Regions from separate parts of the Homo sapiens genome. Here all the other regions are linked to region 1. Evidence: chromatin loops called from intact Hi-C (ENCODE). Cell type or tissue: PC-9. All regions are shown on one strand. Links, peaks and the distances in the headings refer to the core of each region. The heading gives the core; the rest is flanking DNA. Region 1 has its middle 100 kb from the start of AGR3. Region 2 overlaps LOC101927609 (a long non-coding RNA gene). Region 3 has its middle 9.5 kb from the start of AGR3. Region 4 has its middle 120 kb from the start of LINC02889. Region 5 overlaps LINC02889 (long intergenic non-protein coding RNA 2889). Region 6 holds the start of LOC105375171 (a long non-coding RNA gene). Region 7 overlaps AGR2 (anterior gradient 2, protein disulphide isomerase family member).

Region 1 (4,547 bases), core at 202-4,201:
CAAGCAATCTTTTCTATACATGGCCTAGACTATGATCCTAGCTTTTCCCTTTTAAAGTCCCCTCCACAAATAAAAACAAAAGGCTTTGTACACTACCCACTTATTAATTCCTACATGTCAAACAACAGTTTACTGTCCTAAATGCATGATGAATTAATCTCACAAGACACTGGGTAGCTGTGTCAAGCCTATTGCTATGGCACCCAAGAGACAAAGATTTCTGAGGTTGTCAGTGGTAATGGATATAGCAACAAATAGAAAGCACTTTAGTACTATACTGAGACTTTGAGACAACCAATAGAAAAAGCAGTTAGAAATTCAGACAAGCCTGGAAGCAAGGTGAAGAAATCCTGAGAGAACTATGTAGAAAAACAGAGACTATAATTACAGAATAAAAGGGCTTTTTTTCTGGATCATATTTTATTACCACCCCAAATGAAGCTCATAAAAATACAGAAATTTAGAGAATGTACACAAGCTTAAAGTGTGAAGAAGTGGCAGTATCTATATAATATTACTATATAATCAGGAGGTAGTTGTGGGAATCCTTAAATTTAGAAACTTATTTTGTTAATTCTGAAGATATTTTATTTGAGTGGCTTTCCAGAATTAAAAAAGAATAATAATTAGGAAAAATTGTGGTAAGAAGTGATAAAGAAAAAATATTGGTAAATATTTTATTCACTGGGTTACATTATGAAATTTTTCAAAGAGAAACAAACGTATGTCTGGATTCTGTACTAATAGAACCAAGTCTTGAATCACAGCAACATAAACCAACACCTGAGGACCAAACTATCTTTATAGAGAAGTAGCAGAAAACATGAGACAAAATCTGGATAGAGAAGTCAGATCATATGTTACACTCCAAATAAGAGTCTATTTTCAATGACCAAAAATAAGAAATAGAATAAAGTGATATGGTTCTTAAAACACCGTTAAGCTCTACAGAAAGAGCACCCAATATATTAATGGACTGTTGATTTTAGAACAAACAATTGTTGAAGTCTCCATCTATACAACACACAACTGTCCACAACAGGTACTGCCACCTATTTAATAGTATTAAAAATATGTTGGGTACCTGTCTACTTTGAGCTAGCTCTAAGAAAATTACCCAAAGTCACAGGGCATTCTCTTCCAGTTGCCCAACCTGTTTAAAAGTGGCTGTGAGCAGGTGGGGATAAAATTATGCTCTTACTGAACTCATGCCTCTCTGCATTTCCCACCCAAGTATGATTTCAAAGCATGTGAGAGTTTGTGTCTTTCATTTGCTCTCCTCCCCAGATAATTAAGATTTCGTTATATTTAGGAAAACTGCCTCCTTGGTCCCTTGTAAATTCCAGGAACTCTAATTTAAGATCAAACCTCTAAGGAAAAGTCCACTCATTTGTAAAGCCTTTTTTGTGTGTATGTCTTTGATAAAAAGTCTAATTGGCTCCATTTCTTTTTGAACATTTTGTTTATCCACCTAATTATCCTGGGAAAACTGACATGTTTACCAAGTTAAACTAAACAATTACACAGTAGAACAGACCCATAAAACAAGGACCTCAGGAGGAGCTGAGGATCTATTGGCAACTGGTTTGAGTTTGTCTTATTTTAAAAACATATCATATTCAGAGAATTAAATTCTCATAAAGGAAAGAGTACATCGTTAAGTGCAGCTATTAAGGCAAAGTTTGTTTTATGAAGTACGTGATCATGGTAGGTCCATGTAAATCACCATAATTAAAATGCAGTAGGCATTCATGTATTTAACAACATTTACAAGCTTGTTTTAATCTATCTTCTTTGAATTCAATCAGCAATTTATCTTTTAGATAGTTGATGCCCAGACTTGCTGCAGCATAGTGTCCTCTGCTGGTCACACTGAAACACTGCACCATGAGGAAAACAGAAAGGAAGGTTAAAAAAAAAAAAAAAAAAAAAAAAGAGTGACTGCGAGGGAATGGAAAAAGGAGAGAGGCAGAAAGGGAAGAAAAAAGGAAAGGAAAAGAAAGTAAATAAATATGTTAAATTGAGACATATAATCTTTAACCCCCAGGATACGGCGCACATTAAAAATATAGTGTGTTTGCCTCATAGTTATGGTTGCTTAGTAAATTGAGATTGTGCTTTCATTGGAAAGAAATGTTTGTCAGACTTGAAAGATTAAACAATAATATTGGATTGAAACTGTTCTGAAATTATTTTCTGGTGATGTCAAATTAATTTAGAAGATTTTCAAAGTTAAGGTGCTCAAAAATTACCAATCATCAGAAGATGCAAATCAAAACCACAATGAGATTACCATCTCACACCAGTCCAAATGGCTATTATTAAAAAGTCAGAAAATAACACATTGGCAAGGTTGGGGAGAAAAGGAAACACAACACAACTGTTGAGAATGCAAATCAGCTCAGCAACTGTGGAAAGCATTTTGGAGATTTCTCAGCGAACTAAAAACAGAATTGCCATGTAACCCAGCAATCCCATCACTGGGTATATACCCAAAGGAATATAAATCATTCTACCAAAAAGACACCTACACTCATATGTTTATTGCAGCATTATCACAATAGCAAAGATATGGAATCAACCCAGGTGCTCAGCAGTGGTCACTTGGATAAAGAAAATGTGGTGCATATATACCATGGAATACTACAAAGCCATAAAAAGGAATGAAATCATGTCCTTCACAGCAACATTGATGTAGCTGGAGACTATTATCCTAAGTAAACTAATGCAGAAACAGAAACCAAATACTGCATATTCACATTTATAAGTAGGAGCTAAATATTGGGTACTCACGGACACAAAGATGGGAACTACAGACAATGGAGATTTTAAAAGTGGGGAGGTAGTGACAGGAACAAGGGTTGAAAAGCTACCTATTGGGTACTATATTCACTACTTGGGCAACGAGATTATTAGAAGCCCCAACCTCAGCATCACACAATATACCCAGGTAAAAACCTGCACATGTACCCCCTTGAATCTGAAATAAAAACAAAAATTATATTCAAAAAAAAAAAAGAGGGAAGTTAACTGTCAATGAAATACAGTGACATCCTCTCCTTCCCATCGTGTCAATCCCCTTCCCCCAGACCAAGATTTTCACATTTTAATGGACATCAAGAACCTCCTAGGGAGCTTGTGAAAAATACGAATGACTTTTGCTCTATGGTTAAGGATTCTGATTCACTGTACTATAAACTTCAGAATATTCATTTTAATATTTGCCTTTAGAAGACAATGGTGCAGATATTTTATTCCCCTCAATTAGAATACAAGAGCCACTGTGTACCTGGCCTCTTTGTTCAGGTTACTAAGAACCCCAACCTCAGTGCTCCAGGAGGGTTTATCTTATCCAGGTATTTGCATGTCATCATCATCATCAACAATAACCATATTTGCTATAATTTATCAAATATTTCCTATGTATCAGGCACTATATTACCATTTTCCTTACATATTCATGTTCCTTAGACAGTTATGGCTTTGAAAATGCCTCTGCTTTCTTTAATATCAAATTCTGCATGAAAGAAAGCTAGACCATACCTAGTACATAACTGACCTCAACAAATGTTAGTTTTGCTTCCCTTTCTCCATGTTCGTTGTTATTTTAGATTGAATAATTAACTGTAGATTAACTATATCAAGATCCTTATTAATATTGACAAACTCCTTGTTGTTTTCCATAATTGCTCAAAGGTCAAGTTTCATGGAACACAGACATGATTCCCTGATTTCGGAAGAGATTTTAATTTTCTTCAAAACATTTTGAAAACGTGTTTTGATAGCATTAATAATGTTCAAAGAACAACTGGGAACATACCTGCATTCTCTGAAATGCATTTGTTTGTGCCTCATTCTGCTTTTCCCTCTCTCTGGTACGCAGTTACGTGTCTGGTCAGTTGCCTCTGCATTCTTTGTGTGCTAAGGAGTGACAGCAGACAAACTGATGCAATTGCATTCAAGTTGAACTGAATTCCTTTATTTCATGTCAATATAGAACCTGATTATTTCTCAGTAGCACCATTAAACAGACATCAGCAGGTTTTGGGATAGAATTATTTCATACCACTTTATGTAATTTATCTAGCACATGTAGGGTCATGTGTATCTCATAAAGCTGGTACACTTCAATAAGAAAAAGGAGTTAGCTAGTAGAATGAATAGGAGCCCAGAAGAAGTTACCAAATTGAATTGATGGAGACTCATTTAGGTGCAAGTTGCATAAATTTACTGAAACTGGCTTAAAGGGAGAAAGGTATCTTTATCGGCATGTGTAACACAAAAATCAAGGAGTGATACAGCATTAGGCAGGTTAGATTCAAGTTCTACAAAGATGTCCCCAGAAAAGTTGCTTAATCCATCTATCAGCTTTCTTTTCCTCTGTGTTGGTCTCATTCTAACATAAGCTCTTTTTCTTTCTCTTTGAGGAGTTAGAGATGGCCCCTCAACAATCTCAGAAAAAGAGACAGTCCCCCTTGCAGGGGTTTCAGTAAAAGACGTTGGTTGAGTCATTTGTTTGTCCCTGAAGCAACCATTGAACAGGAAAG
Region 2 (4,547 bases), core at 206-4,205, 250 kb before region 1:
TGAATTGACTCAGCTTCACATGTCAATCTCTGTTTTCCCCTGGTGAGTGTCCCAGAAAGTTGGGATGCAGGGGACAGTGATGCATTTAAGCAAAAGAAGAGCAGGTTCAAAGTGATGGAAGGTGATGATTGAGGAAAACAAAAGTTTTTAAAAACTTATGAAAAAGTTCAAGCACATATAATAAGAGATAGAATAATATACCCACTTTATTTTATCTCCTCCCACGTTATTTTGAAATAAATTTGAGATAGCATATCGTTTCATCCACAAGTATTTTCATATATACGCTAAAGGCAAAAAGACTCATTATGACAAAAACAATACAATGAACATACCTTCAGAATCGAAAAACATGAACTCACTTAACATTTTTGAGCCTGAGGACTTGCGAAACAATGAGTTTTGATGCTCTGAGATCAGGGCCCGAGATGAAGGAGTGTGGTGGCATTAACATGTGAGAGATGCCAAAGTGAAGGAAATAGATAACATCACCCAGGAATTTAAAAGGAGGCAAACAATGGAAGAATGAGTCTGTAGGGACAAATCTGAGTAAAGGCCATAGGTACTCTGAGTCTGGATGACATGAAGATCTGTGAGGGCTGAAGGAGTCAAGAAGTCTCATTTGTGAACAGAATGTGACTTCAGTTGGGCCTTAAAGGAGGATAGAATTTAAGTAGGCAGTGGTTTGTGTGAGGTAGTTCATATGAGGCAATTGGTAGGAATAGTTGCATGGAGTTCGAATGGTACAAAGGCTCACCTCACAGGAAGGAAGGCAGTGGTGAGAAACGAGTTCACCTAGGTATGGGAGGATACCATATACTTGTATAAGCCCAGCATTTGAATTTCATTCACCATTTCAGTAAATGATGATTGAATGTTTGTATCATACCAGACACCCTTCGAGGAGCTAGGGATACAACAATTTACAAGATAAGCCTTCTGCTCACAAGAAGCTTTAGATTTAACGTGTGTGTGTGTGTGTGTGTGTGTGTGTGTGGTGGGGGGGTGCATATAAGCAAAAATACCACAATTATTATAATTCATTCAATAAACACATATTGAACATATTCTGTAGGTCAGGCACCATGATGGGTGCTGCAGATACAATAATAAATAAGTCATGGTCCTCAAGAAGCCATTGAACTATTAAAGAGTTTTGATTAGGTCCCTGGTGGCAGATGAAAAGCATTATTTTATTTATTTATTTATTTATTTATTTATTTAATTATTTATTTGAAGACTGAGTCTTACTCTGTTGCCTTGGCTGGAGTGCAGTGGCATGATCTCTGCTCACTGCAACCTCCACATCCTGGTTCAAGCGATTCTCCTGTCTCAGCCTCCTGAGTAGCTGGGATTACAGGAGTGCAACACTACACCCAGCTAATTTTTGCATTTTTAGTACAGATGGGGTTTCGCCGTGTTGGCCATGCTGGTCTCAAGCTTCTGACCTCAGGTGATCCACCCACCTCAGCCTCCCAAAGTGCTGGGATTACATGTTTGAGCTACCGCACCTGGCCAAAAAGCATTTTTAGGGGAGGTTTTTTCTTTCTCCTTGTACACGCAATGAAGTAAAGGACAATCTGAGCCTAGATAAATGAAATGGTAAACCTTGATATAAGGTAGAAGCAACAATTGTGGAGATAAAGGGATTATATAAGAGATGTATTTGTAAAAAAAAAAATGGGGGAATTGAGTAACTGATGAACATAAGTCTCAGACAGAGTGAGAGAGAGAAAATGTATGAGACCATATTTGTTCTCTTTTTAGGTGTCTGAAAATTTGTTGTGACTAACATTTTAAATGTGACAATGTCATGAAACATTTTTCTGGGGACATCAGATTTCTTTGTAGAAAGGGGACTTCCCCATTGCCAATACCTTGACTCACTTATCTGTTCCTCCTCAGATGGGGAGTGAGTGTCATCTTAAAGCAAGCAGAGGTTTGTTTTGTTTGGATATCAATCTTAAGGTCTACTTGGAGCATCCAGAATGTTTCTTAAACGATTGACCAAATTGACCAAAGATGTTACAGTTTCTGAGGTGTCCACTCAGAGTCAGCAAACACTGCACAAATAAAAAACAATCGGTAAATTATTTCCAAGGATTGGAAACAGAAATCCTCAGATGATTCACCGATGACTCAGTTTTCTGTGTATCGCTTCTACTCTACTTGTTGCCAAGGGAACTTGGGGCCTACTTCCTACCACACGACGGCTATAAAAAGTACCAGCAAAAGCCGCAGTAGAGTAACTTCTCTACTCTTTTATTAAAAATGGCTAACGGACTAAATGTCAGTTACATAAGAAAGATTTAGGTTTGTCTGTGAAGGTCATATCTACCGGTACCATGAAATACTGAGAAACCACGTTGTTACTCTTTTTATCTTTCATTTGCTTTTAACTACACTGCTTTCTTTATGCGGGGCATTTTATATAATGTACCTAACATGCCAACAGAAATTGTATGTTCTTCATAAACTCCAGACCAATGTGCTTTTGCAGTGATAGAAGTGACCTGTGAAATCTGTGTCAACCTCAGAGCCAGGGTAAGATACCGTCATCACACTGCCAGCCTGCCTGCTTCTCTGGGTCCTTGTGGCAGGGGAAGGAGATGAGACAGGGAGTAGGAGAGAGACTGACTGCTACAAAGGGACCTGTGCAGCTTCACTCTTATAGCCACTGTCTGTGTGGATCTCTTTTGACAATCATCTTTTATCAAGCAACATAAAAATATCAGTACTATTAAGTATCCATAAGAAGGCACCAATCATGAGTGGATATTTCCATATATAAAACCTAGGTTTCTTTCCTTTCAATATGTGCATTGAGTTCAATTCTCATCTGGAAACAGGGAATGAAAGCCGCTTGTATGGATAGTTGTCAGGAAGACATATACAGGATATAAGTTAAAAGCACAGACAAGCATGTTCTGTGTTTACAGGGGGCAGGAACTCTCTCAGCAAGAAGTCCTGGTACGACAAGACAGTTAAAGGCATTCCAGGAATATACTGTTTTCATTTGGCTGTGAGTCTTCCTAGAAAATGTAAAAGAAAGTTTTCCCTGTTAAGATAACACATTTTCTCTTTATGGTTTCATGAGGGCAGAAGGAAGCTCTCAGCTGTTCTTACATAAAGCCTTGTCTGAGAGGTATGGGATGCCTGATATTTTTTATGCTTAGATTTATATAACATTATAGCTCTTCTTCTCTTTGAAGAGGCAATATGGTTGAATAAGATCATAAATTTAAATTTACTATTAAAAAGTATTAAGTATTATGTGTAATACACACTGATTTTTCTAAAATGCAAGTCTGATCTTGTCATCTCTTTCTACCTTAAAATTTATTATAGGTCTCCTATTTTTTAGAACATTAAAATCCAAGCTTCTTATGGGATGCAAAGCACTTGGTGGCCTCATCTCATTGTTCTTCTTTGTACTTGAGCATCATAGAGTTAGTTACTTGTAGCTTTGAATTCGTATTATTTTTCCACACCTCTGTGACTTGGTGCATAGGCTTTAATAAGCCTGAAATGTCTTCCCTCTCTTCCTATGTGATTGATTCCTATTTATCCTCAACACAAAATTCAGATATCGCCTGCTGTCTTGAGTCTTCACTGACTTAAAAGCAGTTCTTATGTAGGACCTCTACTCCTGTTCATATTTATGATGTTGCCTTTATAATGCTATATTTTGTCTGTTTCATCCTGTGTGCCTGTATTTTTTCTTTTTTTATACTGCATAATTCCTGGGATCCAGATTCATATTTCCAAAAAAACATCATTGTATTTCCAGCATTTTACACAGTCCCTGGCATATGGTAGTTGTTTATAACTTTTTGTTAAAGATCTTCCATTTTGCACCTTATGATAATTGTTAGATAAAAATCTAAAATAATGCATCACTAGAAAATGTAACATAGTAAATAAACATTGCATATGTGTGCCTTATAATGCCATGTAGAAAAGAGTGTGCTCAAAATTCCTTATTGGATAAAGAAGCAAAAGGTCATCGTGACATAAGTCTGATGCACGTAAATTAAAGAGTTATTTGTTCAACAAAGAACAGCAATAACAAAGTCTCCCAAAATCTGATGTCAGGATTAGCTGGTGAAAAGATTAAGATGTGTTTTTTTTTTCTCTCATTGTCCCAATACCTCTCAATGGAACCAACAAATATCTGCTGCAATGTCTGTTTCTTAAAAATTACCTGTTGGGCACCATGTACACTATTCAAGTTGATGGGTAGACTAAAAGCCCAGACTTCACCACTATACAATTCATTCATGTAACCAAAAACCGCTAGTATCACAGAAGCTATTGAAATTTTAAAAAAAATTAGCCTGCTTCTTAGCCAATCACTACTGAAGTTCTGCAACAGGCCTATCAACCAAGACGTATGAGATAAATTGCTCATTCCACCTACTGTTTCTTTGTCAGGGTACTCGCAAAGCTATGGACCCAAGTCTTTGAGAAGCCCTATCACTAGGAATAAAGGATAAGCATGAATTAACAGGGACAGAAGTATACGAGAAATTTTATTTTGAAGCAAG
Region 3 (4,547 bases), core at 388-4,387, 91 kb after region 1:
ATGGTAATTTCTCATCTTGACAAGACTACAATCTAACTATACACTGTGAAATTCAAAGATGTACAATGGAATCAACCTTAAGAATTGGAATTTTTAAGACATTTGAACAAAAAAAAATACATGTAACAATGAAATAGAGAGAAAACCCCTAAGTAAAAGTGGCCAAACAATGAGAAATAGTGGAATTAAAAGAAAGTAATTTCACATAATAGTAGAAAAATACAGTTCATCGTGACATCAATATGTCTCTGGTATTGGTGAGACAAGGTCCCCAATCATGATGATAATCAGTGATTGTTACAGTTATAGTGCCAAATATTAATAACATGTTCATATTTTTAAATTGTATGCTCCATTCACACTTTTGTCAGTGAACACTTGGCATAATTAAAACAGCGTGGCACAGACACATTGAGATATACATAGGTAGTAGTCCTCTTTCTTTCCATTATAAAAACAGCAGTTTTAATGCATGCAAAGATTAATATAACCCAGATAATTTAGCTGTAAGTTTCGTTCTGAATCACCAAGAAAATGGTACAAGTATTCAGAAGAACAGCTTAAATAATTACAGTAAATTCAAAACATTACCAAAATCACTGGTCTGAAATCAGTCATAGGTCCGTTTCTTCTCAATGAGAATAATCTACAGAAAACAAAAATATCAATCAAGTATCAAATAAGAATTAGGTAACTACTATGGGCTCAGTAATCTAAGCACTGCATACGATGTGAAAACACCTTGAACATGAAAACTGCCTGCTCTTAGGCCCTTGAAATCCAGTCTTTCTTCTTCAACAAATCTACATGAAACAGTTTACATATATTGCAAACTGGTGCATTAATTCTCATGTAGAGCAAAGGAAAAAAATCAGGACACTTTAAAACAAACTTTGTCACCAATACTGAGAACCCCACTCCTATCCCCAGTATCAGTCTACTAATTCCTGGGATCACCAAGGTAATGTAGTTATGTTAGACACGAGTCTGCCTTTCTGAATCTTCTGAGCTGTATCTGCCTCTTGATGCCCATCAGAATCAAGGCCTTCATCACAGCTTGAAAAAAGAAGATGTAGACATGTAAAGACCAAGCTTCTCTCTGCATATTTCATAAAATTTCCCTCCATGTGGGACCTTCCCATCACTAAAGCAATGTAAAAATTAGCAGCCCAGACCATTATCAAGAGGGTAATGAGAATGAACTTTGATACTTGTACTTGGAACCTAAACCAGAGATCTTGTGGGCTCTTGATAAGCCAAGTTATATATACACAGGCTGATATTCAACCAATAGATACTGGTACAGTCATCCCAGTTATTAATATGTCAAAGTACTTCCCTCAGGAGTTGATAAATAGGTACTGCAGCAGTTGTTCCCCATCAGGTCCTCCCTACACCCATATGGAGCACCCTTATTTTCCCCTGGAAGCCCTAGCCATCGCTAGATTTAATTCATTGGTACCTATGCTGCATCAATTGTTAGATATTCTGAATCTATTCCAATAGTGTGTGCCAGTTCACACACATAAAAAGATATATTTAATATAATATCCCTTGGGAGGATGGACTTTTCAGTTCACCCAGTTGCCTAGCAATAAATGGAAACATTAGTTGGGTCCCCTGCCCTCCAGCTGTTTGTAGATATTTTGCTTAAGTAAACAAATGTGACTGTACCTGGTAATTCTACTCTTAACACACAAATACCAGTAACCTGGGGTTCTTCACATCTTTAAGCAAAGAAACTTTGGAAACACCTGATAAAGTTTATAATTGAAGAATATTTGAAAGACAACTTAAGCTTTAAGCATTAAGCTCATTAGAAGAACTAGACTTAGTGATCTGGTCCAGTAAAATTCTCGTTTAGAACCTATTAGGAATATTCTGCACTGAAAATCCTTGGGGGCCTCTATCAGTTCTATTATCTATTAGGGGAAGAAATACCAAGATGTGCAAAGTGGTTAGGAGTTGTTCCTAGTCAATGTCTTAGGAAAATGAATGCAGCTGTCATACATATATTAAAATTCTCCTTTTTCCCCATGGCAAGGTGGATAGGCAAATCATATCACAAGTTCTTATCCAGGAACTTTGCACCACAATCTAAACATGTCTCTTTCCTCTACCATGTTCAAGTTTCACTTCACTGCTAGGTTGCCCGCTCTGCTTTCCTTTGATTGTAGTGACATCTAATGTCAGAGTCAGAGAGTAGCTCAGCTCAGCTCCTGTTCAGTTTCCAAATTGACTCTTCAGGTTGTAAACCCACCTCCTCGGCAGACAGACAGCTCACTAGGATAATTTGTTGGGCCAAGTAAAACATGAACAAAACTGAATTAAACTTGTTTAAATTGAAATGCAATTAGTACTTGAATCATGAATTTTCAAAACTGGCTCCTTCTCCTCTTGAGAGAAGTCTACCCTCTAAAAAATCATGTTTTGGGAAAATACCTAATACATCAGTCCATCTTATTGCTAAGAGAGTTTTCTCACTAGTTCCTGGGCTTAGTGGGCTCACTTGAATAATAGTTATATAATAAATAAGAGAAGCTAATATTTATTGGGAACTCATCAACTATCATTTTTTAAATACTCATTTATTTTCTCTTCCAAAAAAGGGAGCAACTTGACCTTTGTATTTGCTGTCTTATCTTCATTAACTACCAAAGAGCCTGCTCTAGGGTAGGCCCACATGTTTGGGAAGGTACTGCCTGCTTTCTGTCACTTTTCATGTTCTCTCACATTTCATCATTACAACACTTCTGTGCGATAAATATTATCAACATTTCTATTTGCATTAGTAATTTCTCTGTGGTCATGGTGGCTACTGAGCAGGATTGGAACCCAGACATCCTAGCCCCAGAATAGAAGGACCACTGGAGGCTGGATGCTCAGGGCAAATGGCCCCATGATCACTTCTCCTCGCATAACTAACAAGTCATGACAATTGTTAAGGCAATGACAACAATGTTAGAGGAAGTATCACAAAAGGTGGGATTGAAATCAGTGGTCACACTGTGAAGTAAGGTGTGAAAAGAAAATTCTCTTTTCGTGTTCATGCTTGACTAGAGAATCAATTCCTTGTCATGATCCCCTATGGGCCCACTCCTCCAGATGCCAGAACCTGTCTACTCTCCTTCTCTAGGACTCCCACTCTTAACTACTATGCATACTGACTTCCATAGTGGAAAGAACACAAAATTTGGGTTCAAATGATCTAAGTTTAAGACCAGGCTCTGCTACTTACTGTGAGTTTGGACAACTCACTCAACCTATGTTAGGTTCAATTTAAAGTGGAGTAAATGGTAGCATTCTATACAAGATGCCAAACTCAGCCCACATTCTTCTATTTTGAATATAGTAAGGAGACAATTATACCCACTTGGAAATGACAGATAGATGTACTTAGTCAAACTGAAAATTCAAGAAATCTCTCTAAGACAGCACAGACAGATGTGAGGACTGACATGCCCATAATCTAATACGTATAAAAGACAGCCTGCAGGGCTTAAGGGAAGGGACAGCACCTGCCTCCAAAAGGTTTGCAGTGGGGCCTGAAAATAAAGCTAAGTCATGCAATGATTTGTGGGAGAAATTGTTCATTCTGCTGGCATTTCCAGGAAGTACAATAAAACCTGGAGTCTTCATGCAGTGGGGAGCTACAAAGGCAACCACAGTGTAAACCTGACAAAGGTGCTGGCTTAGGAAATGAGGTCACTCTGGAGGTTTAATAGCTGGCTAAACCCCTTACAGAAGCATCTTATCATACAGATATAAAAACAAGATCTGTAGTCATAAACAAAACAATTTGAAGCTAGAAAAGAGGTTTCAAACTGAAAAGTGTGATTGCTAACTTTTTTACTGTAATGGGAACAATAAAGAATAAACTGACTACTACAAGGATCAAATCGGTTAAAAAAAAAAAAGAGAAATTCAGGCCTCTGTGGAGGCAGACTAAAGAGATGCAAATTATAAAGGACACATAGATAATAATGTCAGATTTCCAATACAGATGGTCTTACTACGGTTTGACTTATAATTTTAACTTTATAATGGTGCAAAAGCCATATGCATTTAGTGGAAATCATACTTTAAATTTTGAATTTTGATCTTTTTCCAGGCTAGTAATATGTAGTAGCAGACTCTCTTGTGCTGGGCAGAGGCAGCGAGCCCCAGCTCCCAGTCAGCCATGAGATCTGGAGGGTAAATCAATACTCTACAGTGCAGTGTGTTGCCAAACGATTTTACCCAGTTGAAGGCTAATGTAAGCGTTCTGAACACATTTAAGGTAGGCTAGGCTAAGCTACAATGTTCAGTAGTTTAGGTATATCAAATGCATTTTCAACTTGCAATATCTTCAACTTATAATGTGTTTATCAAGATGTAACTCCACCGTAAGTCAAGGAACATCTCAAATCTGGAAAACAAGTTTTACAGAAATAAAGAGTTGATCATAATGAAAATCAATAACCAGCTAGATGATAAGAAGAAACACTTCTAGAAACTGAACACAGCCTTGGGTGTTTATAATTAGACACATTTATTGAGTCTTAGGC
Region 4 (4,547 bases), core at 363-4,362, 700 kb before region 1:
GAAGTGGCCTGTGATTTATCTCCTGTGTCCCAATTCCACCCCGGTGCCCATTCTTTAAAGGTCCAGCTTAACCATCACATCTTTTCTTGGAACCTCTTCTTATCTCCATAAAACGCTGTTTTATGTCCTGACATCCCACCTCCCTTTATATATTCTTTATGGCTTGTATTGCAAGCTTGCATTGTAGTTACACATGTACACATATAACTACATGTGTGTACATGCTTTGGTCTTCTCTGATGTCACACAAGGCCATTAAGAAGGGCCTATATGTATTTTAATTTCTTCTAGAAAAGCCTAGCTCATTGTGTGGCATACAGCAGCATTCAGTAATTTTTTTTAAGTAAATAAGTGAATACCCGAGCATCCAAAGCCAGCTGTGTGTGTGTCTGTGCATATGTTAGCAGAGTATGTGTAGTCTAGGATCCACCAGATATAGATGTAATACCTTCAAGATCCATAGAAATGGAATTGACTTTGTGTGAGAGAGCTAGGTCTTATGGCAGCTTTTGGGACTTAGAAAGTTTCTGTCACAGAAATGGTTAAAGCCAAGGCTGTAGCAGTTTTGAACAGTTTGGGAGTCTTTCAGACTCGCCTAGAGCCATAGTCCTCAATGATGTCCCCAGGGTAGCTGTATCAGCATCTCCTGGAAGTTAGAAATGCAAATTCTTGGACCCCATCCCATACCTACTGCATCCACAAGTCTGGTGGTGGAGCCCAGCAGTCCGTGTTTTAACCAGCCCTCCAGGTGGTTCTGATACACACCTGAATTGTGAGAACCATCGGCTTAGAGAAAGTTCCAGGAGAGCTTCTGTTCAGTCTTGATATCTCTCGGCTCAGCTACCAAATAGGGCTTTTATAATTACAGAATGATTGAGTGTAAATTCTGTGAGAGTGAGGGGTCACAGCATGCAATAATGCTTGCTCAATTTCAGTGCATGAATCAACGGATGACAAATTAAGAGCCTAATTTGAACTTCCATCCTCATTTGGTTCATTGTGAAAAACTGCTGCTCATAACAGCTTGACAAGTGAACAATGATGCATACATCTGAGCAAAGTATGCTGATGTGTGAGAAGTAGCAGCAGCTATCAGCTTCCTATCAGCTGACTAGTGAAGGTCATAGTGGGACTAATATCCGATGCTAAAGGAATATTCTTTGAGTCTGAGTTGCCTGAATGTCCCCTGTTTTCTTTCTTGCTTTTTCTTTTTAACCTTTTAAAGAGATGGGGCCTCAGTCTGTTGCCCAGGCTGGAAAGCAGTGGTGTAATCATAGCTCACTGTAGCCTTGAACCCCTGGGCTCAAAGGATCCTCCCGCCTCATCCTCCCAACAAAGTGGTAGTACAGGCAAGTGCCCATTCCTTCTTTTCTGATCTCTCCTATTTCTTGAACACAGTGATGTCCTAGTGTTTAGTTACACTACCCCAATACAGCAATCAGTGCTGGTTCACTTACCCAAGATTTATTTTTCTTTTCTTGCATGCTGGCAGTACCCGTTTTGTGCCAATGTCCACCTCTTCTCCACATGAGTCAGATCTGATTTGTCAAAGCCAATTATGATCCTTCCGTTCTCTCAACAGTGACTTGTGGAGGATTGGGCAGGTGACCCAGTTCTGGTCAATAAATTGTGAAGGCACATCTGTTGGTATGTTTCCGTGAAAGCTTTTTCTCATTTTTAAATAAGAGATGCACAAGGGGAAAATGACCCATTCTTTTGGACTTTGGTGTGTCCGGATGTGGTGCTTGGAGCTGAGACAGCTTTCTTGGCATGCAAAGGCATCTTAGGCAGTCCACTGCAGACAGCAAAGTTGAGAGAGTGGAGGGAACCTGGGCCCTGATAGGGTTGCTGAACCATTGAATTAACTGGAGCTGCTTGTATTGGAACTTTTGTTATAAGAGTTAATAAATCTCCTTCAGCCAAGAACTTATTAAATATTAAGTAATTATTATATCTGTTTCTTTCCCTTTATTTTGAAAATGAAAAGGGAATGGTATGATGACATCTCTAAATTTCTTCCAGCCCTAACGATTGGTAATTCTTTGCTTGAAGTGGTTCTGTGGAGTTTCAAGATGCGATGCTTTAGCAGACATGGAATCTGGAGGGGGTGTGCAAACATTGCCTGAGTTAGGGTCGTTTGTGTGAGGTCCAGGAGGTAGAAGCAAGGTAAGGCGGTGCAGTTGAAGCATGAATTCCTAGGGACAGCCGAAGTGCTATGTCCTAGAGCACAGCAAAATCAGAAATCCATAGGAATAGCCAGACATTGAAGATAGTAGCTAGGAATCAGATATAAAACAAATTAGAAAAATTGTGATGAGATTTGCTTGCCAGCAATCAGAGCTCATGGCATGTGTTTAGCCTAGGGCCCTCTCAAGGTACCAAGCATGGATGAAGGGCCAGCAATCTCCTTGGGGACATTACCAGCATCTGGAATCCTTTGGCTACCCAGGTTTACTGAATTTCCTCCCTGGTCATTCATCCCGTGAGCTTCTATGCTTGGCCTGCTGCGTTTCACTGTCTCTGTCAACCTCAGGCAGCTGCTTTTCTTTCCTTTCCAGTTGTCCCTTTACTGAATATTTTCCAAATCTACGTTTCAGTTCTTGGTCTCGAGTGCATAGTAGTGCAATTCTTCAATTTTTTGATGTCCCGAACCTTGGAAAACAGATTTAGGTCAGCCACAAAATACAATAAAATGATGTTTACATTGGTTTCTCACATTTTTTAATCAACATTGCCACCTAGTGGTAAAATAATCCTTAAAACTGTGCACAATTATTTTCATTTGGGTTTGGATATTTGATTCAATGTCAAGGATCTTCAAATGGTAAAATTTTGAGCAAGAAGAGACCACAATGATTATTCATTTAAATGTATTGTTTTACACCTAAAGAAATTGAGGCTTAGGGAAAGTCATATGGTAACCAGTGTCTTTTAGGCTCATTAATTATTGCGCTAATACGGTAGGGTCCTCATTCACAGACTATCACTATTTTCCCCCCAGAAATTCTTAATTATTTCCTCTTGAGGTTTTGGTTGATCACTCAGTTTTTCTCCCTTAAGTTTTAAGATGTTCTTACTCAATTTAGCTATTTCCTGGTGGTAAGTAAAAAACAAAACGAAACAAAAACAAACAACAAAAATCAGTTTCAAATGAAGCAAGGTTGTGTATTACATTCTCTCTTTTTGACACATTTGTTTTGTCTTTTTCTCCCAAGTCTTTCTCAAGATGTGTCAATCCATGAGCATGTCTTCCTTTCTTGTGTACATTTAAATACAGGAAAAATATTCTAATACATCCTGTGTTCCATCCAGTCCAGCAGTATTTACACAGTTTTGGGCAGGTCTAGGGTAGAACCAGAGATTCTGAATTCACACCAAGCTTCCCAAAGATGACAAAACTCCTGTTTTGGGCTCACACTTTAAATTGTAAGGCTTTATAGAACAATGACTACATCCTTGAGAACTCAAAATCTTTCTTCAGAATGGATGAGTAAACCGTGTGTTCTGTTTGGGCAAATGAGGAGCACAAGGGGAAATTCCTTTGCCTTAAGCAACGTCTCCGCTGAAGTGGCTAATTCCCTTTTTGGCTGCCATGGGGGTCATGTGCCCTGTGAAACTGCTGCTGCTTGCACTGCTTAACGAGACAAGGTCAGGGAATTTCCCTGCACTCTGTGATGACCATTGACCCTCTCCAGGGGTCCGTGATAACCGGGTCTGGAGAATGCCCTCCCAGGACATTCCAGGAGTGATCCTAGGCTAGGCAGTTGTATTAAAGTTCTAAATTTGGTTGCACATTGGGATCACCTGGAAAGCTTAAAAACATACTAATGTCTGGGTCCTGTCCCTGGATACCAGGGTTTTCAAAGCTCCCCAGGTAATTCCAATGAGTAGCAAGCCTGAGAACCACTGGAAACCTAAAGGCACGTAATGGGCCAAAGGACACCAGCTTGTCCCTCCCCTCCTCTCCTTTCTCCTTGTCACCAGTTTATTCTGAAACAAAGACTTCAGGATGCTGCTGGAAAGGGAATTCAGCTCCTAGCAGCTCTGGCTTTATTTACCCTCTCAGGCCCCTCCTCCCTCCTGCGCCCCAACTGGATGTGCATACTTTTTGAGGCAAGTCCAGTCCCTTCCCAAAGTTCCTAGGGTGGCCTTCATAATGCATTTTATTATGTCACACCCACCTGCTCTGCTAGGCCAGCCGAGGTCATGTGATAAGGCTGCTGCATCCCAAGGAAAGGGTTTCGGCTTTTACAAGGACAAGTGCTGGATCAGCCTGATCTCCTGGGAGTTATGAATCAGATGGTCTGAATGTCCTTGCGAGACTTGTGGAAAGAGAAATGTTATCCAGGTTTTTCCTTCAGAACTTTTCATAGGCGATCCTGGGAGCTCTGACCTAGAACTGAAATGACTTTTGATTTTGAAAATAATTAGAATTAATTTTGTAAGGCTGCTTCTCTCTCTCTCTCTACATATATATATGCTTCTAAATATATATATTTGTAAAATACAGTAATCTATGGGCTAGAAACTGTGATAAGAAGCTATAA
Region 5 (4,547 bases), core at 356-4,355, 550 kb before region 1:
TGAATTAGGGACTAAAATTAACTGCATTGAAAGCCAGTGCTGTCATATTTGTGATTTTAAAACAACTGAAGTATGAGATTTTCCTCCTTTAAAATCTTTCTTCCAAATAAATTATTTTAATGACTATGGGCATGTTTCCTATATAAAATGTGCCTGGCCCATGGAAGTGTTTAATAAACTTCTGTGAATGAAATGAATACGACATTTTTTATTTGAGAATTCCTGCTATGTATTGTATCTGATGCCACAATTTCAAAGGCATAACTTGACATTCTGTAGTTTCCGGAAAAATATTTTTGTAATTCCAACAGCTACTCGTGACAACACCTGCAGTACCTGGGTGGTGGGGCTGAGGTTGTGAGACCCTGCCTGTTAAGGCATTTCAAACCAGTATTGAGGCTATATGTAGGACTTGGACATAGTCCTGGTACAAATTATTTCCCTCCAAACCAAAAGAGTATATAAATTCAAACATGTTCAAATTGATTTATGTGCCTGATATTTTAAAAAATGAATATTTCAAACTCTTAAAACTGTCCATTGTGTTTCATTTTTGAGGAATGAGCCTTTAACACTAGCAAAGATGTTTCCTTAAACATGTCAAATCTCATTCTATATAACAGTATCAGATGAAAAGGGACTTATATTTTATTCATTTAGCAATGTGTCTGCCATTTTCTGAGGTGTGTGGGCGGGGGGTGGCTTGTGGGAAAGATAGAGTGTTGACCAGTGGTGATTTCAATTCCTAGAAATGAAAATGTTGCTAGCTTTGGAGACAAAACCATCTTGGATTAGAGACAATCACCAGGATTGACACTATTTACACAAATGTAGTCAGGCACCCACCATCAACCTACCCAAAATCTAAAATCTGTGAGGTAATATTCTGTCTGAATGCGGATGCTAGGTCCTGGTATATTATATTTCCAGTTCAATAATGTGAATTGGAGGTGAAGGTAGTTTGACTGTGATTTGAATAACAAGAATAAATAAGTGATTTCCTGGAAAGAAGAGATTGCATTGGATTGCAATGAAAAGAAAATTATTTCAGATGGATTAAGCAATACTTTGGGGAATACACTGTAGCCACCTTTGACAAGGCGAGCTTCTTCTACTTAATCTTCCAGTTCTTCAGCTGTATGTAACATGATAGGCAATCTATTATTTTGTTCAATCTTTGGTTTTTCATAATAACATCGTCACCTGTTTTTCTTAATGATTTTCCTCTTGTTTTTGTTTCTAGTATCTGCTGTATGAGAACATTTTATATGCTTACTCTCAAATTTTATTTTTGATTTAATAATTCTGCTTTTTCCAATAAACACCTTTTATGGTTTGAATAGTTTCCCTTCCAAAACTCATGCTGAAATTTAATCTCCAATATAGTGGTGATTACCTCACCTCCAACTGAGAGATGAGGTCTTTGGGAGGTAATTGGATCATGAGGTCTTGGCCCTCCTGAATGGATTAGTGGATTAATGGGTAGTGGGTTTTAATGGGTTATCATGGGAATGGAACTGGTGGCTTCACAAGAGAAAAAGAGCCCTGAGATAGCACACTCGGCCCCCTCACCATGCGATGCCCTGTGTGGCCTTGGGATTCCTCAGAAAATGCCCACCAGCAAGAAGGTTCTCACCAGATATGGCCCCTTGACCTTGGATTTTTCAGGTAAGGAATAACTAAGAAATAAATTCATTTTCTGTATAAATTACCCAGTTTTTCATATGCTAAGCAACAGAAAATGAAGTAATACAACATATTTTTTTCTTTTAATGATTATACCCCTAAGATGCTGTATTGCAGCTCCCTTTAAGCTCATGTTACCCAAGGCACGATAGTTGCTTAGACAGTAATATGTGTGAGGATGACCCTCTTGATGAGTTTAGTTGGTTTAGAGATGTTGGTAGTGATTTTTCCCTAGAGGTGCCTTTTAAGAAGACCGTTGGGATGGAGTAAAGGACAGAGTGGGAGGATGGGAGAAGGACATGCTCAGGAATGGACAGATTTGCTTATTCCTGTTGTTAACTCTTCACCTTCCAGCCAGGCCAGAATTGTGCTCCAGGTATATTCAGCCACCTTCAGTGGGCACTGGATGGGCCCTGGCTTTCCTGTCTTGTGGTGGTGATATGTAAGGCAATGATGTGCTCAGAGGGATGCAGGAGAGAGAAAAGGACACACAAAAATCGCTCTACCCCATCCACTGTGTCTTTGAATCTGGAGGGTTGCCTGAGTCATAGTGGAAGAAGCTGGAAAGATGGGAGACAGGCGAACAAGAAAGCAGTAGCTATTGGGTGACTCAGGAGTGTGGTCAGTCCTTGTGTATGGCAAAGAACAAGGAAGGAGATATTTGTGCAACAAATATCACCACTTCCTGGTCCTTCCTATCAATAAATCAGTTCTTGAAAGCACTCCCTCCCTATTCTTGTATTCATGACTCTTACCTGAACAACCTAATTCACCCTGCCAGGGACAAAAAACAATTCAAGAAACCTTTTCTTGGATCCTTGCCTTCATTGTGCCATGGTCCACAGGAGGTTGTATAATTTATTAGTGGGCCTTTTGTGTTTCATCATTTATGTCCCTGTCTGATGAGTAACCCATTTTATTTTTTAGGCAGCTGATGTGGCAGTTGCATCAACAAGCAGCTATAAAAACTAAGCATCTGTAAATCCTTTTGATAAATATTTGTGAAGTTTCAGAATCCTCATGTCTGATCAGTGTAAATCAGCAAGCAAGACAGTCTCCTAGGAAAGCCATTTGGAGACACAGTAGTGCGTTCTGACCATGGGAACTTCCTCATGAGGGTCAGGGATAAGAAACTCATGAGGTCTTCAGCAAAGATAAATTAGCCTTCACAGAAGCAGATGCTTCAGACTACTGATACTAAATTTTACTGGGTCAAACATTGAAAACCTCGCTTCTGAGCAAGGAGAAGTTGGAGGATCAAAAGTCAGGTTGAAGGGGGCAAAATAAGAGTCCATAGAAGACGTCCCTGCAGTTTGCCGTCCTCATTGAACAGAGGCAAAATTCTACATGATGTGGAAGAAAATTTTAAATGGGGTTTATGTAAATTTGCAACTATAAATAAGCAAGGTAAATAGACTTTAATATAGATATACCCTTTATGATATTTTCCTGAATTTTGAACATGGACAAAAAAATCCTCCCCCCCGCAATATATTTTTCACTTGAGCAATGCCTAATATTACCTGCTTTGTTCACTAAAAAGATATTAGAAAGTAAAATCCCAACTGGATCAACAACCTAATGGGCTAGACTCCGCAGTATAAAATTAGAAAATAGCTTCATTTTTCTCCTACCACTTTTGCAAACCTCTCTGTTAGATATTCCTTCCTTTTTCCTCATGATATTTTATGGTCACTTTCAGTTTCATTTTTTTCAGGTATTAAAAGCGCAGTCTGGTCTAAACTAAACTTGTGATATCAAGTTTAAAGCTTTTCCCTTTCTTTTGGGCCTGACCTAGAAGGTTGGGCAAGAGGTGTGGTGAGTCTCTCCTCTCTTTCTTGTTCCATATCCTTCTGACATGAAAGATGTCATGGTGGTGATGTGCCTCTGGATCTTCCAGGGCTAGATGGGACAGAGGATTAAGACCTATTAAGACCTAGAAGGCAAAAAGAGTCTCATGTACTTAGCTGGTACTGTTTGTAGAGCTTACTTGGCTGTCATGGGCTCTCTGTCATGGCAGGCTCTTTCTTTAATAGGGCACTATCGTGGGTTTCCTGGTCATTTCCTTGCTGCAGGAGTTGCACTTTCTGGTGAACCCATTTCCTTCTGCTCTTTTTGCCTGTTGTTGTTATACCTGCCACCCCACAGTTTGACTTGCACTGGGATCACTCAGATGTGCGAACAGCTTGTCTGAGTGAACTTCTTTCAAGGTTACTCAATCCCAGTGGTCTTCTATAGTCTTCCAACACTGGGAATCCGGGCCACTTTTGAGGAGTTCATCATTTTATCTAATTGTTACATCTTGGAACAGGTTCAGCTTCTATAGCCCAGGAAGTATGATGGTAGCAGGGGGGCGTGTGTGAGAGAGATTTTGGTGAGAGAGACTTCAGCAGTTTCTGCTCATCCAGTCATGGCCTGTAAAAGGCAACATTTATGCTGGTGGAATGAGGCATAGGCCAGCTGAAGACATTTACATTGTTGTAGTTCAGCATCAAACCCAAATAGCCAAATGAAAATTTCTCAACATTTGAAGATGACTTTTGGAGACAAACTGATGTATTTTAAGACTCAAATGAATCTGAGATGATGTCCACTAACTACCATTCAGAATCCACACAGGGGTTCCTGACTGGACCAATGAGAGTGTTTTGGTTACAAAGGAGGGTTGAGAATGTTTTTATCTGAATGTGCCTGTAGGTGTCACCAAAGTAAATGACTCCTTTACCCTTGGTTTGATAACGGGGGCAAAAAAGTAGAGTAAAAAAATGATATTTTGTAAAGCCTACAGGGGTAAAAAAGTAAAGTAAAAAATGATATTTTGTAAAGTCTGTCTATGTTGTTACATTGACACCACAGAATAG
Region 6 (4,547 bases), core at 136-4,135, 390 kb before region 1:
AAAGTTTCGTTGACATTACATTACATTAATTTGTGGTCAGCCTTGAAAGACTCTTCTGATTATTTTTGCTATGTAACAAATCATCTCAAAACCTAGCGGCAGGTAACACCACCATTTCATCATGCTCACAGATTCTATGGGTCAGAAACTTGGACATCGCAAGGCAGGTGTGGTTTATCTGTGCTCCACAGTGTAGCAGCTCCAGCTGACTTGATTGTACTGGGCAGGAATTATCTGGAGGCTTCTTCATTTATAGATCTTGCCTGGGCTGGAATGACTTGAAGGCTGGCTGCAGCTGAGACTGTCAACTTTAACACCTTACACCTGGGCTCTCCACACGGCATGGCCTCTTCCTCATACCTTCTGAGCCTCAGGATAGTTAGGCTTTTCACCTGGCAGCTTGGGGCTCTGGGAGTGAATGTTTATTCCACCTGACATCCATGGTCTTTTCAGCTTCTTGGTTTTTTCTGTCCCTACTTTGGACAATTATTTTGCATAATTTCTGCTGAACTGTAGTGGTTAAAAACAGTCACAAATTTCCTCAAGAGGAGGAGACCAAAAGCCCCACAAGTGCTTTTTAGCCTCAAGGATAAAATCCATTATTACGTTTCCTTCAAAGTATATAATTACCATCTTAATAACTGTTTAAATATTTATTGAATAAACTGGTAGAGCCAATTCATTATATAGTTTATAATGGTTTTTATACCTGTTGGAAGATAAATACAACTGTATTTAAAGTGCACTTTGCGGTTGGGCGCGGCGGCTCACACCTGTAATCCCAGCACTTTGGGAGGCCAAGGCGGGCGGATCCCATGAGACCAGGAGTTCAAGACCAGCCTGGGAACATGGCAAAACCCCGTCTCTACTGAAAATACAAAAATGAGCCAGGCGTGTTGCCACGCACCCGTAATCCTCGCTACCTGGGAGACTGAGGCATCAGAATCGCTTGAACCCGGGAGGTGGAGGTTGCAGTGAGCCGAGATGGTGCCACTGCACTCCAGCCTGGGTGACAGAGTGAGACCCTGTCAAATAAATAAATAAATAAGTAGTGCATTTTGCAGTGCATGTACTGTTACAATCTAACTGAAGTATTTTATTGTTACCCCTGCTTAAAGCAGTATAGATGCATAACTATGTCTGTTTAACTTCATTCCATAGTGAGACAGAGACACTTGGTTTCAAACATTTTTCCTTGAATATTACTGTGCAAGTTGTGCTAAAACATAATAAAATAAATAAATAAATAAATAAATAAATAAAAAATAAACAAAGTGCCCTTTGCTTAGCAAAGAATGCATCTAATCAGGCTCATTCAGGGTGGTCAGAGCAGGTTGCTTATGGAGAAGAGATCCACGCCACACTCTGCTTTCAAACAGCTTTTCATCAATAGATAGCATTGCTTATAAATGGGGTCTGGGAAAAAATAATGGCCTCAGTCAAGCTAATCAATTTTTCTAGATAATAATCCAAAGTGAATGTTGTATAGTATTATTACTTACCAATGTCTGTGATAAGTACAGCCAAGTTTGGGGTTTTCTGGATACTTCTTTTAGTTTTCCTTTAATTTCCAGGGAGCAGGTTATAATTACAGGGCCTTTCAGTGATGTTTTAAGGATTATTTTCATCTCACTGCTGCGTTTCTTATAAAAATGGAAAGTCCCAGATTTGTATTGGCAGATTGGATTAAAATTCATCACTCGCTGCATTTTTTCCAGGTCTATTTCTTAATTACTTAAACTGATTTAGGTAATTAGTTGGCTCTGTACCAATCCTTTACTAAGTTTAGTTTGAGTTTTGTTTCAGTGTTGTCATAGGATGAATAATGGCCTCTTAAAGACAGCCAAGTCCTAATTCTCAGAACCAGTGAATATGGGTACCTTGCTTTGTAAAAGAGACTTTGCACGTGTGATTAAGTTACAGATCTTGAGGTGAGAGATTATCCTGGGTTGTTGGGTTGGGCCAATGTAATCACAAGAGTCTTTATAGGAGGGAGGCAGGAGATCAGAGTGACTCACAGCAGATAGAGGCAAGAGGTTGGGATGACATGAGAATGAGGTCAAGAGCCACAGAATGCAGATGGCCTGAGAAGCTGATGGAGGCAAGAAAAGAGATTCTTCCCACGTCCCAGAAGGAACCAGCCCTGCCAGCACCTTGACAGTAGCCCAGGGAGACTGATTTTGGATTTCTGACTTCCAGAACTATAAGAGAAAAAATTCTCATTGTTTTAAACCATTCAGTTTATGGTAATTTGTCACAGTAGCCATAGGAAACTAATACAAACATTGACGTCATTCAAGACATACAGCTGTACATTTCATTTGATTGGTTGAACTATTGGGGTTAATATTTATTCCTACACCAAGTATCTAAGTTTACTTCATTGCTGTCAAAATGCAAACTACTGTTGGCTTAGATTTTATTGATGACTTGAGAAAATGTTATATATGTTCATCTATAAGGAAACCACTAAGTTAAAATTCAGAATTAAAAATCAGATAGAGTGGCTAGTCATCTTACTAAAGGTTGTTTTGTTTAGGCAAATTTGCTGCATGAGTCATAAATATCATGGAGCCACACTAAAACATTTCAAAAGTGAGTCAACTTACAAAACTGCAATTTGCTTCCAAACTCTTCAAGGACATCTATTGCATAAAGAAATCAAGCAAGGAAGTAAGTAATGAATGTAATGAACATAATGAATACTTAAAATCCATTCAAATTCTCTTAAAAAATTTTTTTAAGCGCAAAGGGCTGTAAAATAGGCTTGGCATTATTAGCCAAACCCTTTTCCTTAGATTCTCCATTTGTGCCCAAATGTACCGAGTTATTGTAAAAATAAAATAGATAAATTATGTGGCGGTGCCTAGATTAGTATCTGGCACATGGTAGGTGTACAATAAATATCAGCTGAGTGTGAATGGAAGGGGTGTTGGCAGCTGCGTAGCAGCAGATCTTGTTCATTGGCAGGTGATGGATGCCACCTCCAGCTTAGAACTGAGAGAATGCCTTTTCCTCCCTTTCAGTAAAAAAGAGGATAGAAAAGGTCCCTTCACTCTGGCCCTGTGCCAGGGCCTCCAGTTATTAATATTAGTACAGTAAATAACTAGTGTCTGCATGACATGTTTTCAGGCTGTCACATCTTAACAATGTTAGAGAATCTGTGAACAAGAAGTGAATTTTGAAGTACTTAATATGTGTTTTACTTCAGAGTTCCCTTAACAGCAAGACAACAGATCTAAGAACAAGTGGTTATTTTAGTAGATCACTTTTGTTCAGCATTTAGGCAAATACCTGATTGATTAATTGCTCTTTCTCTCTTCTTTTTGTCAGTTAAATGTTAGTAAAACATTCTCTCTCAAAGTGATGTGGAGTGTATTGTAAGCGGACTTACTGTCATTGACTGTACACATGAGCTGTTCCAGAATTTAGCTACATGGCTGAGAAGCCATGAGTAAAGAATAGGAAACACTTTTTTTTTTTTTTTTTTTTTGAGACTAGGTATCCCTCTGTCACCCAGGCTGGAGGAGTGCAGTGGCACGATCACAACTCCACTGCAGCCTTGACCTCCTGGGCCCAAGGGATCTTTCCACCTCAGCCTCCTGAGTAACTGGGACTACAGGAGTACCCCACCACATCCAGCTAACTGTTTATTTTTTGTAGAAACAAGGTCGAGGCTGCAGTGAGCCATGATCGTGCCACTGCCTGGGTGACTGTGAGACTCTGTCTCAGTGTGTGACCCCCAAATGCAGTAAAGCTCTCTTTCCAATCTGAAACTATATAAATCAATGTTTTAAGCTAGTTGTCCTTTCCAACATAGTATAAATTATTTTTGTAGAGGAGTGATTCTCAACCAAGGGAAATTTTGTCTCCTAGGGGACATTTGACAATGTTTGGAGACATTTATGTTTGTCACAACTGGGGGTGGAGTGCTACCAGCATCTAGTGCGGTGAGTCCAGAGATGCTGCTAAACAACCTTCTGTGCACAGGACAGCCCCTGCAACAATGACCCCAAACATCAGTAGTGCCAAGGCTGCGAAACCCACGAATAAGCTCATGTAGGGAATGACATGGGTTAGGGAAGGGAGCTTGTTATGAGCGAAAGCTAGCAGTTGTGTTCCCTGTGAACATTTTGCTAGTTGCCTAGCTGCAATTTCGCAATGTCGATTATTACTTAAGAGGAAGTAAAGCATGCTCAGACTGAGTGGGAGATGCAGATGTAAACTTTCTTAACTATGATAAGGTTCCTCTGCCAAGGACACTTAGAAATATGATTTGTGCATTTACAGAAATACAAAACATTTAAATGATCCATCTTCTCAGTTTTACTTTATTTCTGAAGAAAGCACTTGCATGAAATTCTATTCTTTTGCTATTCTTAGGCATAGCAAAAGAATTCTTTGATGGGAACTCCTCACCATACCAGGAAATGTATTCACAGTGGAAAGCCCTACATACTTTCTTGTGGAGGCTCAAGTCCACCCACACTAGGCAAGGCATTGCCTATAAATGCTCAATATTCAAAAGCGTAGGCCAGTAGTTGGGT
Region 7 (4,480 bases), core at 1-4,000, 180 kb after region 1:
AGACATTTTGTGCTTACATACTATGGATTAGTTAATCATTGGTCAGTTAAATACAAAACATCATTTCGATCTGGTAGCTTAGCAACACTTAAAAAAAAATCAGCTAATGCTTAGCAAAGGTTTCCACTCAAGATATTAGATTATGAAAAACTTCCTGCTTAACAATAGTAATTCCTTGCAGAGTTTATTTGACTTCATTCAAAACCATTCACCAATACTAGAGTTAGGTGCCGGGGTTTCATATTTCCTTTTTAGCACTTTTAGTGTTTGGTTTTATCAGAATCCCAAATCTCCAGCCTTCCATGTTACGGCCCCGTGGACAACCTTAGTGACTTGCTAGAGCAACTCACTTTGCTCCCTCCCTCCCTCCTCACTCACAAAACTTATCTTGCCATGTACTTTCCTTTTCATAGGCTTTAGTTTTTCCTGGGAATCAACTGTGGCATACCAGAAAGAAAAAGTAATTTAACTAAGATATCAGCTAGGCGTGGTGGCTCACTCCTGTAATCCCAGCACTTTCGGAGGCCAAGGCAGGAGGATCACTTGAGGTCAGGAGTTTGAGACCAGCCTGGGCAGCATGACAAAACTCCATCTCTACTAAAAAATACAAAAGCATAGCCAAGTATGCTGGCACGTGCCTGTAGCCCCAGCTCCTTGGGAGGCTGAGGAGGGAGGATCACTTGAACCCAGGAGGTGGAGGTTGCAGTGAGCCACGATTGTGCCACTGTACTCCAGCCTGGGCAACACAGTGAGCCCTTGTCTCCAAAAAAAGTAAATGTAAATTTTCTTAGCTACTAGAGTATGTATATCTATTTTCTCAAAATATATCTCTATTTATCTATTTCTATATAGATATATATATCTATATAGATAACTCTATATCTATAGAGATCTATATCTTTTTGTCTTTATCTATGTGGATCAATAGACAGCTATCCATACTATATACAAACAGTCCCAACTTACAGAAGTTTGACTTAATTTTTTGACTTTATGATGGTGCAAAAGCAATACACATTCAGTAGAAACTGTATTTCAAGTATCCATATAACCATTCTGGTTTTTACTTCCAATAGAGTATTCATAAAAATTACTTGAGATATTTAACACTTTACTATAAAATGGGCTTTGTGTTGGATGGCTTTTCCCAACTTTAGGCTAATGTGAGTGTTCTGAGCACATTTACGGTAGGTTCAGCTGTGGTGTTCAGTGGGTTAGGTGTATTACGGTAGTTCCCCCATTATCTGTGGGGGTTATGGTCCATGACCCTCAGTGGATGCCTGAAACCGCACATTAGTACCAAACACTACATATGCTATGTTTTTTCCTATGCATACATATCTATGATAAAGTTGAAATTATAAATTAAGCACAATAAGAGATTAATAAGAGCTAATAATAAAACAGAACAATTACAACAGTATCTTATAATAAAAGTTAGGTGAATTTGGTCTCTCTCTCAAAATATCTTATTGCACTGTGCTCACTTATTTTGGACGCGGTTGACCGTGGTTAGCTGAAACCGCAGAAAGTAAAACCCTGGGAAAGGAGAGACTACTCTGGATGCATTTTGACTTGCAATATTTTCAGTTTACAATGGGTTTATTGGAACATTACTCAATTGTAAGTCAAAGACCACCTGTATTCTTAGGAAAATCCCATGGAACAGAGCTATTTACGCCAATCTCGTATGTCCAGTCTCAGCAGAGCCTCAGTTTCTGGTATATTCCACCGTTGTGGGGCAACCTGCAGACCCTGAAGACTGCTAGTTCAATTTTGTTTACTGATTTTGGTTGGTTTTCCATACTAGAGTTGCCATGGAGAAAATTCCAGTGTCAGCATTCTTGCTCCTTGTGGCCCTCTCCTACACTCTGGCCAGAGATACCACAGTCAAACCTGGAGCCAAAAAGGACACAAAGGACTCTCGACCCAAACTGCCCCAGACCCTCTCCAGAGGTAGGAGTCAGCTTCTTGTTGGCTTCCAACTGCTACTTAATTGGAAAAGATTTCCTCTCTCTTGGTGCTTAAACCTGGTTCTAACCTGGTGCCAGGTTATTTTTGGTTGTGTTCCTTCTAGACTTATCACTGTTTATAATTATTTCTACTTTCTCCAGGGGTTTTTCTTCTTCTTTAGTATAGGGTCTATTATCCCAGTCTTTACCATTGCTTTTCAACAGCTTTGGGTCTGAATTTATACAAGCTTCAAATATACTGATTCATTTCATTCTAGGTTGGGGTGACCAACTCATCTGGACTCAGACATATGAAGAAGCTCTATATAAATCCAAGACAAGGTAAAGATCAGGATTACTCAGAGCTCCCTCAAAGCTCTCAAGAGCACCACCTAGTGACATCTAGATATATGTGAAATCTTACTCATTAAAATTTGTCTAATCTCTGTCTTTTAAAGCAACAAACCCTTGATGATTATTCATCACTTGGATGAGTGCCCACACAGTCAAGGTAATTTATTCTTCTAAGTATGATTTCCTTTATAGGCTTTTAGCCTTAGGGCCAGGGTTCAGATCACTCATGTTTGTATCTTTAGAACCACAGTTGCATTAAAGAAAGAATATTTTATATAGTAAAAACATATTTAAAAGTGACTTCAAATATCTCCACATTTTGTGATAACCATTGGTACATATTTTGAAAAACTAGTTTTAGGATTCATCTTCAACTTCTTGATTTCTCTTACAGTCCACATTCAATACACCAGCAAATACTGGCTTTATCTTCAAAATATATCCTTAAACCAGCACCAGCTTCACAGGCATGAAGCCTGTGCCATCTCACAGGGCCCCAAGCTTAGAAGGTTCCCAAACTTGGTTTAAACTTGGCTATCATTGTCTTAAAAGTCTTAGTAATTCTTCAACAAGGGGCTCTACCCTTTCATTTTGCACTGGGCCCAAATCCAACCACTTCCTATTGCCTCCATGCTACTGCCCTGGTCCAAGCCCAGATCAGATCTTGTCTAGACTACCATAACAGTCACCTAACTGGCCACCCTACAGCCAGTCCACACAGAAGCCAGAGTGAGGCTGGTAGACATAAATCAGATTCCATCACTCACGTGCTCAAGTGGCTTCTTATCACAGAACTAAATCCAAATTTCTGATCACAACCTATGAGGCTGACATGATCAGGCCAATGGCTATCTCTCCCTTCCTACCACTCTCCTCTTGCTTTCTTCACTCTCTCCAGCCTGGCCTTCGTGCTGTTCCTCCCACAGGTGAGCTCATTCCCACCTCACAGCTAGTGCTTTTGCAGTTCCCCCTGCCCACAGTGGCCTACCCCAAAATGGACCACTCCCTCACTTCAACGTTAGCTCCTCAGGAAGATCTGCCCTGACCACTCACAGTTTTTAAACCCTTTGCTTTGCTTTATTTTTCTTCAAAGTACATATCTCTACCTGAAAGTATCATCTACTTATTTCTTTGTTTATGGTTTGTCTCCCACACAAGTATGTGAGCTCTGTGAAAAAACACATGCTTTTTTTTGTTCACTGCACCATCCCTAGTACAGAACACAGTGCGTAACACATGGCAGCCATTCAATAAATATGAGCTGGAGAAAAAAATGAATTGATGAATGAATGGATGAATGAGTGAATAGAAAGCAGAGGTAGTCAATGCCATAGATATTACTTCACTAATCATTTGCTAAAAGGCCAAAGTAGAATACTGTATTTAAAATGCAATTCAATAAGTAAATAAAATGCAATTTAACTGAAAATTGAACAAAGCTTTTAACCAATGCTAAGATGGATGCTTAATGATTTTTCTTTATATTATAGCTTTAAAGAAAGTGTTTGCTGAAAATAAAGAAATCCAGAAATTGGCAGAGCAGTTTGTCCTCCTCAATCTGGTTGTAAGTTTCCTTTTCATCATTACTAACATTTCTCTATGGCTCATTACTTGAAATGGATGATTCATTTTTCCTATACATCTTAGTTATACTGCATTAACTGGGATTGCTTCCAAATATCCCATCTCATAAATTAGAGAGAAAAAAGATATTTCGTTGTATTAATAATCCATTTGGTGTGTCTGTTTTTATTTAGTAATTAATCATCTTAGTTTGTCTGAAAAATTATCTCCCGTAGTCAGAATTTTTTCTGTTGCTGGAAGGTTTTTGTTACTTGCTGTGCCTGTCCCTCTATAGTCCTGGCTTCTCTACACCCATTCTTAATCCTGGTCATCTCTTGGGAAGAGACAGCTCTCTGGCTTTCCAACTCTAATCATGCCTCTTGTGCTTTAGCTTCATGCATTCCCACCTTACTTCACCACTACCACCCCTCACGGTGCTCAAGCTTTCTGTCTCGGCAAGTTCTTTTTACTGTATACAAATGTTTCATTTTCCTTCTAAAAGCAAGCCAACAAAAAAATGACTCTACCTAATCATATGTCCTTTTGAGCCCTCCGGCCCTTCCTCTTCACAGGTTGGCTTCCTTAAAGACCACTTCGCACCAGTAGTTCTT

What was found. Peaks named below come from ENCODE experiments on the same cell type or tissue, not always from the same donor. Only the 100,000 strongest peaks of a DNase experiment are listed, where the experiment ranks them.
Region 2: it touches region 1 in a loop (8-fold over the local background); 11 of 110 quality-filtered maps call a loop at or near these places.
Region 3: a loop joins it to region 1, with 8 times the contacts of the local background. A loop is called at or near these places in 5 of 110 quality-filtered maps.
Region 4: it touches region 1 in a loop (2.7-fold over the local background); 6 of 110 quality-filtered maps call a loop at or near these places.
Region 5: a loop joins it to region 1, with 3 times the contacts of the local background. A loop is called at or near these places in 56 of 110 quality-filtered maps.
Region 6: a loop joins it to region 1, with 8 times the contacts of the local background. A loop is called at or near these places in 5 of 110 quality-filtered maps.
Region 7: it touches region 1 in a loop (10-fold over the local background); 3 of 110 quality-filtered maps call a loop at or near these places.

What each region holds. Positions count from the first base shown.
Region 1 is chr7:16,980,124-16,984,670 of GRCh38, reverse strand. No RefSeq gene overlaps it. Among named protein-coding and RNA genes, the nearest start is that of AGR3, 100 kb to the right of the region's middle. In PC-9, for the core only: CTCF peaks have their summits at 1,668 and 1,872 (motif pointing left); a DNase peak (open chromatin) is centred at 1,850; H3K27ac peaks cover 872 bases.
Region 2 is chr7:17,232,251-17,236,797 of GRCh38, reverse strand. The region is part of intron 6 of LOC101927609 (a long non-coding RNA gene); the gene reads left to right. Among named protein-coding and RNA genes, the nearest start is that of AHR, 64 kb to the left of the region's middle. RefSeq lists enhancers at 1,927-2,186, 2,337-2,386, 1,492-2,691. In PC-9, for the core only: no CTCF peak of the experiment used is centred there; a DNase peak (open chromatin) is centred at 2,127; H3K4me3 peaks cover 505 bases; H3K27ac peaks cover 1,531 bases.
Region 3 is chr7:16,889,162-16,893,708 of GRCh38, reverse strand. No RefSeq gene overlaps it. Among named protein-coding and RNA genes, the nearest start is that of AGR3, 9.5 kb to the right of the region's middle. RefSeq lists a silencer at 2,050-2,344. In PC-9, for the core only: a CTCF peak has its summit at 2,187; DNase peaks (open chromatin) are centred at 1,638 and 2,168.
Region 4 is chr7:17,679,257-17,683,803 of GRCh38, reverse strand. No RefSeq gene overlaps it. Among named protein-coding and RNA genes, the nearest start is that of LINC02889, 120 kb to the right of the region's middle. In PC-9, for the core only: CTCF peaks have their summits at 2,532 and 2,734 (motif pointing left); DNase peaks (open chromatin) are centred at 2,733 and 3,543.
Region 5 is chr7:17,531,042-17,535,588 of GRCh38, reverse strand. The region is part of intron 1 of LINC02889 (long intergenic non-protein coding RNA 2889); the gene reads left to right. Among named protein-coding and RNA genes, the nearest start is that of LINC02889, 26 kb to the left of the region's middle. In PC-9, for the core only: no CTCF peak of the experiment used is centred there; a DNase peak (open chromatin) is centred at 2,378; H3K27ac peaks cover 1,458 bases.
Region 6 is chr7:17,369,843-17,374,389 of GRCh38, reverse strand. It overlaps LOC105375171 (a long non-coding RNA gene), which reads left to right and starts at 2,544. Exons shown (of 4, transcript XR_927074.3): 1 at 2,544-2,673. RefSeq lists an enhancer at 1,731-2,930. In PC-9, for the core only: no CTCF peak of the experiment used is centred there; DNase peaks (open chromatin) are centred at 2,009 and 2,589; H3K4me3 peaks cover 418 bases; H3K27ac peaks cover 2,800 bases.
Region 7 is chr7:16,799,134-16,803,613 of GRCh38, reverse strand. AGR2 (anterior gradient 2, protein disulphide isomerase family member) reads left to right here. Exons shown (of 8, transcript NM_006408.4): 2 at 1,811-1,956; 3 at 2,231-2,294; 4 at 2,411-2,463; 5 at 3,797-3,870. The coding sequence starts at 1,818. Among named protein-coding and RNA genes, the nearest start is that of AGR2, 3.6 kb to the left of the region's middle. In PC-9, for the core only: CTCF peaks have their summits at 2,171 and 2,374 (motif pointing left); a DNase peak (open chromatin) is centred at 2,363; H3K4me3 peaks cover 675 bases; H3K27ac peaks cover 207 bases.